Linked DNA regions of Mus musculus: region 1 is linked to region 2. The links are chromatin loops, found by intact Hi-C in ENCODE. Cell type or tissue: left cerebral cortex. All regions are shown on one strand.

Region 1 (8,000 bases), 120 kb before region 2:
GGCTTTCTCCATCACTGCATCGCACCAGCAATCTCCTCACCAGAACCCACGGCACCAGCATCAAATGTGCTTGTCCCCATGAGAGAAAACCTACCCTCGTGTGCCATCCCTTCTCTACAAGGGACACTGTCAAACAATCCTCAAGTATCAAGCCTATTTAAAGTACTTGGGTCTAAGTTATTAGTCACAATAGTACTTTTTGTTCAGTTGGTGTTGATGTTGGTGTTGGTTTGGTCTTGGGTTTGGGTTTCTCTGGGTAGCTTTGGTTATTCTGGAACTCATTCTGTATACCAAGCTGGCCTCGAACTCACAGAAACCCACCAGCCTCTGCCTCTGCCTCTTAAGTGCTAGGATAAAAGGCATGCACCACCACTGCCTAGAAATATTTATTATTACTTAATGGCTGTACTGAGAAACACTGAGTGCTTATGACATAGTCCAGAGCCCACACACCCTATAATATCCGCTTCCTGGCCTTTAAAGAAATTTGCCGCCCGTATGCGGTCTGAGCGGCCTCCTGCAAAGGCCCACAAGTCACCAGCTCTCCTAGCAGCAGCCACACCCATTTTAAACGTACTTCACGACCAAGGAGAGACTTCTACTCTTCTGCGTAACTCGTCAGGCTTAACTCCAAATGACTCTGCTGCTCTTCCTCAAATTAAACCCAATCTCCCAGGACATGTTTTCTTAATAATGGGATACATTCTCTGAAACTAACCACCACAGGAGCGCTCTAGATAATGGAATTTTCCAGACTGGGGCTGTGGTGCTGAGGGCCGGGCAGTGAGAAAAGACACTCATCTGACAGCCCACCCCTTGAAATGTGGTACCAATGAGGGCGTCAATGCACCAGAGCTTGAGGGGACCAGGCAGGTGAAGACCAGAGGGCCGAACACCAGAGTGAGGCCAGCATCAGGGATTTCTCTACTGGGCTCAGGGAATCTCTGGATGGACATGTGCAGGCTGTGATCTCAGGCTTGTCCCAGAGAGCCGAGAGGAGGAAATGAGCACAAGGGTCTAACCTTCAGTCAGTCAGACTTCACAGCTACATGGCTTCATACTACAGACTACTCTATAATGAAAAGTTACTTTCTCTCTCAGCCTCAGTTTTCTCTCCTATAAAACCAGGGTAGAAATATACGTGCTATTTCCCCTTTCTTACTTCCCTAACCAAGTCTTGTGTAATTCATTCCATATGTCACAGAAATATTGTCAAGGCTACCCATTCTCTTAACCAAGGCTACCTATTCTCTTAGCCATCAAGCATTTTCCATAGGCCAGAAAGGAAAATAAACAAAACCTGTTTCCAGAGCCATGTGCCACTCGGTCACTACAGCCATGACATGCAGGTCACTTGTGAGTCTGATCAGATGCACAGTCACAGAAAGGGTGCAGGTCAGGCAGAAGCCACCTTCCTTATCCTCAGGGCACGTCCCCAAACCCTTATAACCTAAAATCGTGGGCACCATCAAACCCTATATATACACTGTTTTTCTTATCTGTGCATACCTATACCAAAGATCGATTTATAAATAAGACACAAAATAAGGAATCAATACCTAATAATAAAGCAGGAGCTTTAACAATATTCTGTAAATATTACTTCCAACTTACAAATTGTTTGGTTCCAAATTTTCCCCTTTCCTATTTCTGGACTACTTAACCATAGGCAGCTTAACTCAAAACACAGAAAGAGAGCCCATACGTAAGACTATCACAGACGCTCAGCTCCGCCTGACAACCCCTAAGGGAGCAAGCACTTCCAAGTGGCGCAGCAAAGCCCAGACTTAGGCATCACACAGCCTAAAGTTGAACCTCTCTACATCATTTTATGCTCTCAAAACCCTGCAGCCTGGTTCTCAGATGGCAAGGTTGCACCTGCACACAGGACAGCTGCCAGCACCAAGGGACTGCTGTGCACTGCGCAAGCCTTTGGCACAATGGCGGCCACAGAAGGAACAGCTACCACCACCACGCCAGCATGTGACACGGACACAGGCTCAGCTGCATTAGCCCAGACTTGACATCCGGTATTTTTAGAAAATCATCTCACAGCACACACAGTAAAGAAGGCAAAACAAACCCTCTTGTCAGAAGAGTCAAGAGCCAAGGTCTCGAGAGCCTACCAGAACCCAACCTGGAGGACGTGCGGGGCCCCATGTGCTGGAATGTATACCCTGGGAGAGAGGACTTGGCCTGGCCTGGCCTGCCCTGCCTCTCCTCAAAGCTTGGCAGGAGAAGCTGTGGGCAGCTGGCCATGACCAGAGCTGCAGGTGTGCCAGCCAAGAGTGACTGTCTGTACCACTCAATCTAAAGTCTTGACTCACTCGCACAGCATGGTAGGTAGGGCAGAATAAAGAGAGAATACAGGTGACTCATGAGATGGGGTGGGAACAGCTGAACAGCTGTCACAGGTATTGAGAGGGGCGACATCCTGGCCTAAGAAGTGAGCCTAACAAATGCTCCTGTCTTAACCGCCCCATGCTGGCTGCATGAATTATCACTGAAGTTGAGAAAACAGCTAATCACTGATCACATTGCCACTAGAGGCTGACCCAGGATCTCAGCTGGCTCTGCGACTCTTTGGTACCTAGGATCGCATTCCAAAAGATCCTTCTGGGGAAAATGAGGCCAGTGCAGGAAAGTCCTCTGGTAATCTAAAGGCAAGGAGGGCGGACAAGCATAACAGTGGGGCCCAATGAGCCAATTTTCACCAACAATAGCACAAAAATAGCGTCCACCTTTAAGACTCTGCAGAAGCTCTTGATGGCTCTCAGGAACATTCTTAAGGGTCCCATCAAGGAGAAAGGACAAACAAACAAAATAACCACGGGCAGATCTACACTCTGCTGAGAACAACTTAAACCTTACACTTCATAATTACACACAAAACTCAGGACATCTTTTGATCCGCAATTATCTTCAGGCTTAAAGGGGAAAAAAATGAGAGAAAACAAAACAAGAACCACAGCCAACCTGCATCTGCTCCAGGAGCCCCGTCAAGGTCTGCAGCCAGGTCATGGTCTGGATGTACTGCTCCGTGTTCATGATCCTGAGCTCGGAACGGAGCTCGGGGATGATCGCTCCAGTGCGCCAGCCGTGCTTGAGGGTCAGATCCTGACACAGAAATCACAGGGCAGGCGCTCCCTCAGTCCCCGCGGAACTCAACACCGCGCTACCTTTCCCAGACCAGGGAGGGAGCTACTCAATCACTCCCTCATTGTAATGGTCAGTCATTAACCAAGTTGAATTCGATGAATTACACTTAATTAGAACCAAACTGGCCCCGGGCTTTGACCATGTCACCCAGAGAAAGTTCCTGTTCTGGAAATAATGGCTGTGATTCACAGCTGCTTCAGAAAGGGGGAGGGAGAGGTATGGGGGAGGGGGGATTGGAACCACTAAACACGGTCTGTGGGGAAAAACAAAACACAACATGGTCTGTGAGATCAGGGTCAGGCTCAACTCAAATGCTCTGAATGGTCCTCATTCAAACTGAGTGAGGGGCCCCTGGAATCCTAGGTCAAGTTTTCCATGAGAAGCAGACTTATAAGAGGACCAGGAAAGGAGAGCAGCGGTACAGCATCTGCCTGGCTGCAATAGGTCCTGGCCTCAACCCTAGCATTACACATGTGTAGGGAATATCCTTTATTCAATAAATACTGCAGCACTCCCCAGACCTCTGGGGCACACCCACCAGGACCAGGCTAAGAAGCTGGGAGCATTCGGGCACACTCCGGAAGTTTTCTGACATTGATAAAAGGGAAAGAAAGCCCCCTGGCATTTAGCGTATCATAGTGCTTTCAATAGTTCTATTGAAATGTTTCTGACTAAATCTTTGAATACATTTCTAATTTCCATCATCTCAAAGAGAAAAACAAAACTATTTTTTCACAACTCTAATGTCTCCTGTTTTGTAAAAGGGAGACTTTCAAAACCGTGAGCCACTCTGAGTTTCTAAAAAACAGCGCCCCCCACTGGGGAAAAGGGCTCCTCACCGCCAGATCGCTGTAGATGTGGTCACCAAAATACAGTACTTTGGATCCTCTCCATCCAGTGAGCTTCAAAAATTCATACAAATTGCCCTGCAACAGAAGAGGGGTGCAGATCAATTACAGGTCAGAAACTCAGGAGCCTACAGTCTACGATACCTGCTTTAAAACTTGGAAAATTGTTTTTAACTCTTATGGTTTATTTTAAATATCAACAAATAAAGCTAAAAGCACACTCTTGGAAAAATCTTTCAGACTTTTCTTTGATGCCAAATGTACTCTGAAAAAAATGTCACTGTCAGGCATGCTGATGGTGTTCGACTTTAATCCCTGCATTCAGGAGGCAGAGTCAGGCGGAGGATCTCTGTGAGTTCAAGGCCAGCCTGATCTACGTATTCCAGGCTGGCAAGGACGACATAGTGAGACAGTCTCAAAAACAACAAAAAGAACAGTTCAGATTACATAAGCCCCTCTGCACTTATCTCTACACTAACTAAACATGCCGAGATCGTTATTCTATACAAATGCCTTCTAATTTTATTATAATTAACACAGTTGATTTCTCCTGCCAGTTCCCTGATGGTGAACATTCACAGCGTCACCTATTTTGTAAACAGTCTCGCAGAAAGTTCTGAGTCACGTCTAAATCTTCCGACTTGTTAGAAGTAAAATGTCTGAATTAAAACTAATTTTTTATGGCTTAGAGAATACACTCACTGCTAAATCCAGCAGGCCATTACAAACCCACCAAGAATGTTCAGTCAAGAAAACAGCTCTGGCATCATTAAAATGACCAGCCATGGTTCTAGCTCCTGACAGCCTTATTCCATGCCCAGGTATTTAAAACTGCACATGAAATCTTTCTCATCTGGAAATACATTGGATGAATAATAAACCAAGATTAATGCTCCTCAAAGAGACATCTCTGAGGTTTACTATTGACACTTTACATTTTATAGAGAGTAATGTTTTAAATGATATTTATATTTTTTAACAGTCAGCTTTGAGTTACTCTGAAGTTATAATCTGTCAGTCAAGGGGTCCAGCTGTTCCAAGCACCTGGCCAGTCCCAGTACCCACAACCTGGGACCACAAAGCAAAGCAACAGGAAGACACTGGGGAAGGCGTGGATACCTGCTTGTAAATCTGGCCTTTCTGCAGCTTGTGGATTTTATCCCAGAGTAGGACACCTTTCTCATTCACCTTTCGGAAAGGCCTAGCAACAGAAAAGGGAAATGTTACAAGAATAGATGGTAACAGTGAGAGCTCTCTGCTGCCCAAGATACTAAGTGGGGAGTCACTGAGAGCAGAAAGGATCTAGCTCTTGAACTCCAAACCCCACTGCATCCCCTGGCCCAGGTCACCCTCCCCATCCCACACGACACAGCCACACTGCATCCCCTGGCCCAGGTCACCCTCCCCATTCCACACTATACAGCCACACTGCATCCCCTGGCCCAGGTCACCCCATTCCACACTATGCAGGCCCCATTACAGACCCACTACACACAGGAAAACAAGAAAAAAATAATCCTAAGGGCCAACCACCCCTGGCAAGCACAAGCCCTTTAGTCAGGTTTCCCAAGGACCGCAGTCCTCAACCTTCCTAATGCTGCTGCTACTCTTTAATACTGTAGTGACTCTCAACCATAAAATCCTTTTTATCGCTACTTCATAACTGTTATTTTGTTACTGTTATGAATCTTAAAGTAGATATCTGATATGTGACTCTGTGTGAAAGGTCACGACCTGCTGCCCTAAGACATCTGGCAGGGCAGCAAGAATCTGCTTCCCAGGGCGAAGACTGCAGGAACACTGCTGCCTGCAGACATTATGGGAGGAACTCTGGCATCCTGGGTCAAATGCCAGGTAGAGGCAGGAGCAGTAGCTCTGATAGGCTGGGAGCAGAGCCGTCCAGTCCCTCACCCCAGGGCATAGCCAGAGGGACTCAGAGCATCTTTTGGGGTTGTTTCTCCAATCACAGAAATAGAAACTCACTGTAGGTATCAGAACCCACTTTCCCTTTTCTGAGGAACATGAAGATCATTTTGTACACTTTTATTTATATCTCTCTTCCTTTGATCCTGTCAGCAGCCTCTCCTGTGACATCGTAGTCTGAAACACATTAGCAGTAAGATATGCTGGCGACTTTTGCTTATAGCCAAGTTTGGCATCTTTAGTGGCTGTGTAACATTCCCTCACATGGATGTTCTGAGTAATGAGCCATCCTCAACTGTTGGCTTCAATAAACAACAGAGGAAAGGGAATGTCTCAGCCAATGTTCCAAACATCCAGAAAAAAGAAGTGGGGAGGAACCAGTGCTAGGCTGAGTCCCTCCCAGGAAGAGCCCAGGCCCGACCCCTCCACCTCGGATAAACCGTTCAGAAGAGTCTGGGTAAAGGGAGGCCCAGGCTTTGCAGGAACTTGGTGAGGGCGCTAGAGGCAACATGGCCAGCGTGTAGCTTCTGACCACACTCAAGACTCAGTCTCTTTCTCTATGCTTGGGTCTTGAGCTTGCCTCTTCCTCCCAGAGTCACGGTGACTCTGAGAACTTAGCACCCCAATGGTACACATGCTGCCCTAACTTCAGACACAGGCGCATTAGGATCCCTGGAACTACCCACAGATCTAGGTCACCAGCTACAGATCGGGGAAGGTTTGGGAAAACCCTTCCCAAACTGAGCCATAGACAGACAGAGCAATTCCTAGAATGCTATCTATAGTAAGGATCTTCAACTATGTGGGCCTCTAGGAGTTGGCCACCTAGTCTGAACCCAGGGGAGAGGACACTTTAATACTCTTGCACTGGTCCTGACCTCTTCCCTCCCCCTTCCCAAAACTCCAGAGGCAGGAGGACCTTATATAAGACACGGCTGAGACGTGTACTGGGATGCAGAGAACTCTGCAAAATCCAACTGCAATTTGAAATGCACCAATTAGCTGTTCTAAGAGCTGCCACCAGGCAGTCTGGCATTGGTGGTGTTCCTTACACCCCCCGAGGCACCCGGAGCCCATGCCTACTTTGCTGTGTGGTATTAATCCTTGTTCTCCATTGTAGTCTCAGTTTCTAAAGCCTGACTCAGAACTGCAGCAGCCCACACTCAACTGAGAACACTGTCTGCTATGTGCCCATCCCGCTGTTCCTGAAGTTAAGTGTTAGACAGGCTACACATCTCCGATGCTTGTGATCCTGTGACTGGCTCTCACTATGACATGCTATGCCTGTGTTCACAAGTACAGTCAAGTGCCCCAATAGATCGGCCCTCACCTCCGCTTGTCATTGAAGAAGTTGGGTTTCTCGGCCTGAACTATGACCACATCGAACAGGTCTCGCCAGTCCTTCCCCACGATGTACCGCATCCCTTTGTCTCTGGAACAAGGCAGCCAGGTGAGCTGACATCAAAGGGATGAACTGTTTTTATTTTCTTGCAAACTATTTCTTTCCAGCTACTAAGACGAATGGCACTTGACCCACGAGCCACCAGCTGGTGAGGGAAGACAGAACTTACACAAAGCTACTTGGGCTATTGGTAATGAGGAACATCTTCTTGCCGTGGGCAGCCAGTTTAGCCAACACTGCACGGGTCTGATCAGCATAACAGATGTACTTTTCTATGGATGAGAAAGACATTCACACACTCAGGATGGAATCAGGTCCTCTGCAGGTACTTACGAGATGGGCACCTGGGGTAAGCAGTGTCCTAGGCACAGTGGGGAAACTCTGGTCCCCGGGAAGGTTGATTCTGAAAAGTATGTGAATGCCCAGGGCACAGGAAACAAGAGACCACCCCTCCCACCCCCACACCCCATTGAAGGGAAGGATCATATGGTACAGCTGCCATCCCTTCTTAGACTGACAGACACCAAGTTCTAGAACAGAAAGCAGACATCTACACTGCCAGGATCAGGGGCCTTTAACAACCCTCAGGAAACGCCTGTGGTCCCTGCTCAGCCCCCGGGGTGAGATGTTTAAATACCCACATACCAACACAGAGAATGCTGTCATAC
Region 2 (8,000 bases):
CACTGGAATTATGTCTTTGTTAATTCCCACATATTAATTAATACAAATGACGTTCTTGTTTCAATTTTTATGTTTTTACAAGATGAGAGCAAGACTTAATTTTTATAGGTTCATCTTAAATAACTTACCAGATTCTCATATTTGTTTGAGACATTAAATAAACTAAGGTACCGGGTATCTGGGATACATAAATAATAATTGCCAAAAAAATTACAAAATAAGGAACTTCAATCAAATTCTCTCTCTCTTGGTCTTTTGCTTTTGTTTGTTTGTTTTTGAGACAGGATTTCTCTGTATAGCCTAGCTGTCTGGAACTTACTCTGTAGATCAGGCTGTCGTCCAACTCATAGATCAGCCTGCCTCTGCTTCCCAACTGCTGGGATTAAAGGCATGCATCACTAGGTCCAGCAATTTTGCTAAAATGTGTCCCCATTGTTTCTTTGTCCTATTGCTGGGCCATCCTAATGAGCGAGGAACAACACTAACAATAGTAGACATAACTGGCTGCCTCTCGATTCTTTCTGAAATGTTTTTTAATATTTTGTTTCAGAGTAGCAGCTGCTGTTGGGTTACTTGAGTTTGAGGTTTCATATGCACATCAAAATACGTTCTGAAGACATGACAGAAGGCAATCTGTTGGGTTCAGTAGTAATGGGAGCTATGTAGCTCAAAATGCATCATACACACACATGAAACTGTCTAAGAAAAACATTGTAAAAAGAAAAAACAACCCAAAAAGGGATTCAAGTGTTAAATGTTAGAAGGTTCACCCCCTTTAAGTGTGCAGCTTGAAGAGCTTTAAGCACTCACTCACCCTTATCAAGGTCAAGAATGTCCCCATCTGGGTTCCACAGTTCTCTTCTGTGACATTCTACTGTTGTTACTCAGGTTACATCCTGAACTTGCACTTATATCCAAGTGTACAAGCACATTCCTGTAGTTCTAACACTCAGGAGCACCCAGAGTTGGAGGCTAACCTGGGCTACAGCCCAGGTCAGCCCAGGCTAGCTAGCAAGATCTTGTCTCCAAAATAAATAAATAGATAAATAGATAAATAAATTTACTTACAGCATGCCTCCACTATTAATTACCTCCTCATGGTCTGTGGGTAAAAGGGCCATATCTTCATTGTTCACCAGTGAAATTCCAGCCCCTAGCATACATAATACACATCACATAGTAGATCCTGCACTTGTTGTATTAATAGAGGAGAGATAGTGGGTGGAGGGAGGGCACAAATCAATCGTGTTCCACCTTGGTATCCACTCCATGCCTCAATTCTTTAATGATCCCAAATGCCAAGGGCTTTCCTTTCTTGGTCTCCCCATGGCTGGATTAAACCTGGCTATGAAGAGAGCTATTCCTACCCCTAACTGCATCTCCTTTGCCTAAGAAGCATATGCCTTTTGTCATACTCCTTTACTCAAGAAGTATGACAAAAACCACAAGTAAAGTAGCCATTGCCAGTAGTGGTCATAAACATAGTGTTAGAGAGAGAGAGAGAGAGAGAGAGAGAGAGAGAGAGAGAGAGAGAGAAACTAGCTGGGAGTGGCAGCCCACCCCTTTAGTCTCAGCATTTGGGAGGCAGAGGCAAGAGGAGGCCAGCCTGGCCTACAAAGTAAGGTCCAAGACACCCAGGGATACATACAAAAAGACCATGTCTAAACCAATAAAAATTAAAACTTTTTTTTTAAAGCATCCTTGGAGAAATGGCTCAGTGGATAAGAACATTTGCTCTTGCAGATAATCAGGGGTCAGTTCCCAGCACCCACAGGGTAGCTCACTAGGAAGCAAGAGAATCAGATTCAAAGGTGGGGAGCTTAATAACCCTATGGAGGATCAGTGCTGAGGGAAAGACAGAGCAGACTGACCCTAGAGATCAGTGACTGGTCAAAGTCTGAAGAAGGGAACACGGGAAAACACTAGGAATTCAAGAAACATGTGTGTGTGTGTGTGTGTGTGTGTGTGTGTTCCTCTATCCTCTTAGTGAACCTGGAGTTTGTCATCTTGGCTATGCTGTCTGGCCAGGGAGCCATATCTGTCTCTAGCAAAACCACCCTACCCCCAGCATGGGTTAGACCAGTATCTAATGTTATGTGAGTGCTGAAAACCCTAATTCCGGTCATAGTTCAAGTGGGGCAATCATTTTATCCACTAAGCCATCTCTCCTCAGCTGAAAGCCATGTATTTTCCAGGGAGCTTGGCCAGCAAGTCAGATAAGGACTGACCATCTTCTGCCAGTCTGGAAGTAGATTCTCTCTCTCTGATTCTCTCTCTCTCTCCTTTCTATCTGGGGACCATCATCTGCAGAAACTTCTACCCCCCCCCCCCAAAAAAAAAAAAAAAAAAAAGAACAAAACCAAAAACCCACCAGCTTTATTTTGGAGGACAAATCTCATTCTCAGTTCCTCCCAGGTGCAGCCCGATCTACCTCCCACTGGCCAGTTAAGATGCAGTCACAGTTTCACAATACTTGCTTACTTGCTCGATAAAAAAAAAAAAGAAAGGAAGAAAGAAAGAAAGAAAGAAAGAAAGAGAGTAAGAAAGAAAGAAAGTGGATGATGGGCTGTCATACGCAGAAATGGCCATCTTTTTCCAAAAGCACAAATAAATAAGATCCTGGTATGCTCTAAACAACAAACACAAGCACAGAGGCATAAGGCCTTCGTCTTACATTTCTGTATGCTTTGGCAAATGTAGGTAAATCAGACAGATGTAAATAAGCCATCACCACATTATGTAAACACCAAACCACAGATTCAAGTTCTACAAGTCTAAATTCTTGAAGTTGTCAAAGGGACTATGACATTGTCACTGAAAAGCTTGCCTTCGGGAACCTGGATTGCCTAAAAAAAAAAAACAACTCGAATTTTCTTGGAGAAAGCGGTGATGGAATGGATGTGTTAGAGGCAGGCAAGCGTGCTGGTGGAAAATTGGTTAAAATGAGGCTAAAGAGCTTAGAAAACATTTCGGAACGTACAAGCTGGCCTTAGGGACTTCCCTCACCAGAAAGAGCCTCTTTTGCTATCTTTCGGAAGGCGGAAAGGTGTTTCTATGAAGTTACAAAGCCACAATCCAGGCTGTTTTGCAAGCTCTGCGGCTTTTGCTTTCAAGTATCTGCATAAGTTCTTTCCTGTTCTATGCTAGCCTGGACTTCACCACCGCGCTCTCTGGCTGATTCACAAAAGAGGCTCTAGATTGCCCAGTCATTCTTTGATATTTATGGGGATGTCAAAGGAACTTGGGTCCTTGTTTCCTTCGGGGTTGGAGAGCCCCTGCCACCCTCTACTGCAAACCAAACCAGAGAGGACAGGAAATGCGAGCAGCGCAACGCCAAGTGTAACTGAAGGCTCTAGGGACCCTGAGTGACGCGCAAGAAAGCGGACGTGGAAACCCGGGTGCTACCACCAGCCCAGAATCCAGGGCTGACCCTCTGACACGGTGAGACTAGGGCTACGCGGGGCTGCTTTTCAGGTCCGCCTCTGAAAACTGTGTGCATTAGAGTCCTAGAACAAGCACAGATCTATTCTGCAATCTGAATGAGGTGGAAATCCTATAATCACTCAGAGACATTTCCCGCGGACACAAGATTGGAGTAAGCAAGGGCCAAGCTACGCAACTGGCTTAGATGCCAGAGACTACAATTCCCAGCATTCATGAGATTAGTGCGTTGCATGCCGGAAACTGTAGTTTCTCACCACCATCCAAACGCATTCCGGATATTCAACCCCTCACAAATTTCTCTTTTGCGAAAAGAAACGCCCAAAAGAAAGGTGACGGCGAACGTAGCGCTGAAAGGACTCGTAACGTGACCCGCGTCGTAGACGAGAAAAGGGTAAAGGACGCATTGTCTTGGCTACCGTTTCCCCTAGTCACGGACTAAACGTTCGCTAGAAGCCGGAAGTGGTTCCCCGGGACCTCTAGGAATGGACAGACGTGCTATGCGCCTACGTTCATTGGACGGTTTTCCTCAGGGACCAAGGCTTCCCAGGCCAAAGGGTGGCCCGGTGTGTGAGGGCCCGCGGAGCCATCTGATTGGAGGAAAGCCGCTGGACAAGCCCAATCGCAAGGAGCCACGCTTCGGGCATCGGGCACCGCACCTGGACAGTTCCGATTGGCGGGCTGCGGTCCCCCCCCATGCGTCTCCATTGGGTGCAGAGAGTGCGTGGTGAGGCACGATTGGTGAGTTCGTGTTTCCCGTCCCCCGCCCGCAAGCAGTGGGGTGAAAAGCGGCCCGACCTGCGCGCGGCTTAGTGGGCGGACCGCGCTGCTGGAGGTGTGAGGAGCTTAGACTCGGGATTGGGGGGGTGGAGGCGGCTCCTGAGACCGAAAAGGACTTGCGACTCGCCGGCCACGCACCATGAGGGTCCTGTGGGTGTTGGGCCTCTGCTGTGTCCTGCTGACCTTCGGTGAGTGACCGGGCGGCAGTGGGCGCCCTCCCCTTCCTGTGTGGCCGCTTCTCGAACGTTCTTGGGGCGTTGAACCTGGGTTGGGGACGCCGGGTGGCCTACAGGGGTTTCAGGGACCATCTCGTTCCCTCGAAGGAGACTTGGGTGATGATGCTTTCCCTGAGGCCTCTGGGAAAAGGCGACTTGGAGACCGGGCATTTAAATAAATACCCTGCGGATGGTGCTAGAGCGCTCCCCGAAGTCTCGCTGACGGGGCGCGGTCTCTCGGACTCTACTCCCGGGGGAAGCCTTCCTGGAACCCCTCCCTAAGGACTTTTGTGATCAGGTCCGACCTTTGGCCACCAGAGCCTGAGGACCCCCAGCCCCTGCCCTCTACTCCCGGAGCGCGTTTCTGTTTTCTAACGCCCGACTCGCGAGCGTGGGCCCTCGGGCCAGCGTCGTGGCGGTGGCCCAATATCTGATTCCGATGTGCTTCAAGAGCTGTCCTTGACATGTCTTCCCCTTTGGGCCGGATTTCAGTTCCCCTCAACAGAAGTTGCACAAACCCTGTTTGCATTCTGACCTGTGATAACTAAGTGAGGCCCAAGTTTTGGCTTGGCCAGTGTAGAGACCTCCTCTCAGCTGTGCGCAACACGTGTGGGTGTAGACGGGGGCCTCTCTCACTGCCTAGGATAGACACACGTGATGGCTGCCTGGCCTTCCAGAGTCAACGGGGGTCTTGAGCATTCATATTTAAACTTTAGCGTGCAAACTTACCTTGACATTGGTTATTGACGTCAGTACATAATTCTTCCATCTCAACAGCTTGTATTTACTTACTGAATTGTGTTAACTCTTGCCCCCGTTGATATGGCTTTTTATGCGAAGGAGAGGAAGCAATAGTGTGGAGAGTTGTAACCTTTCTCCCCAGGGTTCGTCAGAGCTGATGATGAAGTCGACGTGGATGGCACAGTGGAAGAGGACCTGGGTAAAAGCCGAGAAGGCTCAAGGACAGATGATGAAGTTGTGCAGAGGTCGGTGCATTTGAAGCTATGTTGATAAGCTCTGCAAGTTAGTGGGGCAGAGTGGCTGTTGGTGTTTCTCCATTCAGATTACAAGGTCCAGTGCCCAAAATGTTGCTAATGATACAAAATAACCAGAGAAGATCTTAGGAGTGCCCATTTATCTGCAGGCAAAAGCTCCTAGCAGTCTGCTCCTGGGAGTGACTGCTGATTCAGGAAGGAAAGTGCTAGGGATAAGCCTCAGCATCTAAAACCAGAAAACCAGTGGTGATGTAGCCCACTCAGCTTGTGCTTCCAACTTTCTAAGACCTGACAGGACACTTGATTGGTTTTGTCTGTGTGAAGTTAGTACTATGAAAAATAGAACTTTTATGCCTTTAACTTTTAAGAAAAGGGCTTTTCAATCGGTGAGGTATATTTTCAATTTTGGCCTTCTAGGAATTAGTGACGGTACTAAAGTGTTCACTGTGCAAGCGTACACAAGTCATGACTTGCTTTTCAGTAGAGGGAAGCCAGATGTATTTTTCTGGGAATTTTAGGAACTATTTCCAGCCGAGCATTAAGCACAGCCCATTCTGTGATGAGAGTGAGCTGGTATGTGAGTGCTCTTTTAACAAGAAGGTCTGCAGAGGCCAGTCTGTGTCCTGACTAGAGACTGAGAAAAATGAAGCTGAGTATTTGCTTATCTAATTTGATTTCCTTAGAGAGGAAGAAGCTATTCAGTTGGATGGGTTAAACGCATCACAGATAAGAGAACTTAGAGAAAAATCTGAAAAGTTCGCCTTCCAAGCTGAAGTGAACAGGATGATGAAACTTATCATCAATTCTTTGTATAAAAATAAAGAGGTAAGTGTTACATGGTTGGGACAGCAGTTTGGATCCTTCCATTAGAAATTAGGAATTAAATTCGGAATGAGAATTCTTATTGGTCCATATTGGGGCAGGAAGGGAGTGGACATTGTCCTGGTCTTTCGTGTCAGCTCAGAATAAGGTCATGACCTACCGACGGATGAAGTCACACAACTGTACCCCTGAGGGAGGGTGGGAGAGGTATTCCTGTTCCCACCACTTCAGATATCCCTTGTAGTTGTCACATAGTGTTATAGAGCCACACCTCCTTTTTTATGAAGAGAGTAAAGCCATCTCTTGCACCATAAAAGGCTTGGTTCCTTGAAGAGTGTCTTCACGATTCCGAGGAGAACTGAGAGGAGTGGATAAGAACCAACATCTTACCATGCTTAGGGGTCAATCGCAACTCATTAAATCTGGCTTCTTTTTAGATTTTCCTGAGAGAACTGATTTCAAATGCTTCTGATGCTTTAGACAAGATAAGGCTCATCTCCCTAACTGATGAAAATGCACTCGCTGGAAATGAGGAGTTAACGGTCAAGATTAAGGTAAGCTTAAAATAACTTTCCTTTTTAAAACGAATCCTGGGAACCCAGGCACTCCGCAGTAGGTCATTCTGGTGTGAACAGTAACTTCCTAGTCACAGTGGGTTAGCATGGAAGTGTGCAGACTGCCTTGAGTCAAACTGACTTTGCTTGTTTTCATTAGGGTTATTAGTGAACAGCTGTACCTAGTTTTATAGTACAAATTCTTTTGTCTAGAGTGGCAGTAATTACTGATAGGGCCTTATGGCTCCTAAAGCCAAAAATAGATACTACCTAGCCCTTTAGGAAAAGGTAGCCAAGACCTCAGCTTAAATCGTTCCACAGGCTGACTGAGCAGCCATCTGGAGTGTCTCTGGTTGCCATGGTGCAAAGGGTCGCACACCAATTAAAGGCTCAGCCTGAAAGTCACACTCAACTTCCACTTGCACCTTCACTGGGCAGAAATAATCATGTGGCCTGTAAATGGATGCACAGTCCTACCAGGTTCTTGAAGACAGCTAGGACTATTTAGTGAAGAACATTAATAATCACAGATCCCAAAATCCCTTTTAATTTCTGTGAAATAAGAGGTTTCCTAAGGTTTATCTTCAAAAGTATGTTATTTGGGTTAGTGTCTGTTCTTTGACATTTATACCAGGTTTTGTTTTGTTTTTTTTTTTTTTTTTTTTTTTTTACTTATGCTGGATTTATATAAAAATACAAAAAACATGCTTTTTAGGTATGGTTTTGAAAAATGCCATAACATAGACTGTAGGGTAGTGCATCACTATCTAAAGTTGATGTGGTCCAAGCTGGTTTCTATATTTCTTTATATGGAACCTGGCTTTTGGCATCATGTGAATGTGAAGAAGATCTAACTGTCTGGTTCTTGTCTTGCTTTTAGTGTGACAAAGAGAAAAACCTGCTGCATGTCACAGACACGGGTGTAGGAATGACTAGAGAGGAGTTGGTTAAAAATCTCGGCACCATAGCCAAATCTGGAACAAGCGAGTTTTTAAACAAAATGACAGAAGCTCAAGAAGATGGTCAGTCAACCTCTGAACTGATTGGCCAGTTTGGTGTCGGTTTTTATTCTGCCTTCCTTGTAGCAGATAAGGTCATTGTCACATCGAAACACAACAATGATACCCAGCACATCTGGGAATCAGACTCCAATGAATTCTCTGTAATTGCTGACCCAAGAGGAAACACACTAG

The links. Peaks named below come from ENCODE experiments on the same cell type or tissue, not always from the same donor. Only the 100,000 strongest peaks of a DNase experiment are listed, where the experiment ranks them.
Region 1: a loop joins it to region 2, with 2.4 times the contacts of the local background. A loop is called at or near these places in 10 of 42 quality-filtered maps.

What each region holds. Positions count from the first base shown.
Region 1 is chr10:86,820,272-86,828,271 of GRCm38, reverse strand. Nt5dc3 (5'-nucleotidase domain containing 3) reads right to left here. Exons shown (of 14, transcript NM_175331.3): 8 at 7,502-7,604; 9 at 7,261-7,362; 10 at 5,127-5,208; 11 at 3,999-4,085; 12 at 2,977-3,117. Among named protein-coding and RNA genes, the nearest start is that of Nt5dc3, 45 kb to the right of the region's middle. In left cerebral cortex, a CTCF peak has its summit at 3,958 (motif pointing left); a DNase peak (open chromatin) is centred at 7,130; H3K27ac peaks cover 89 bases.
Region 2 is chr10:86,701,716-86,709,715 of GRCm38, reverse strand. Hsp90b1 (heat shock protein 90, beta (Grp94), member 1) reads left to right here and starts at 4,272. Exons shown (of 18, transcript NM_011631.1): 1 at 4,272-4,409; 2 at 5,320-5,422; 3 at 6,115-6,256; 4 at 6,691-6,807; 5 at 7,688-8,000. The coding sequence starts at 4,361. Ttc41 (tetratricopeptide repeat domain 41) reads right to left here and starts at 3,905. Exons shown (of 16, transcript NM_001003910.2): 1 at 3,699-3,905. In left cerebral cortex, no CTCF peak of the experiment used is centred here; a DNase peak (open chromatin) is centred at 3,950; H3K4me3 peaks cover 3,356 bases; H3K27ac peaks cover 2,673 bases.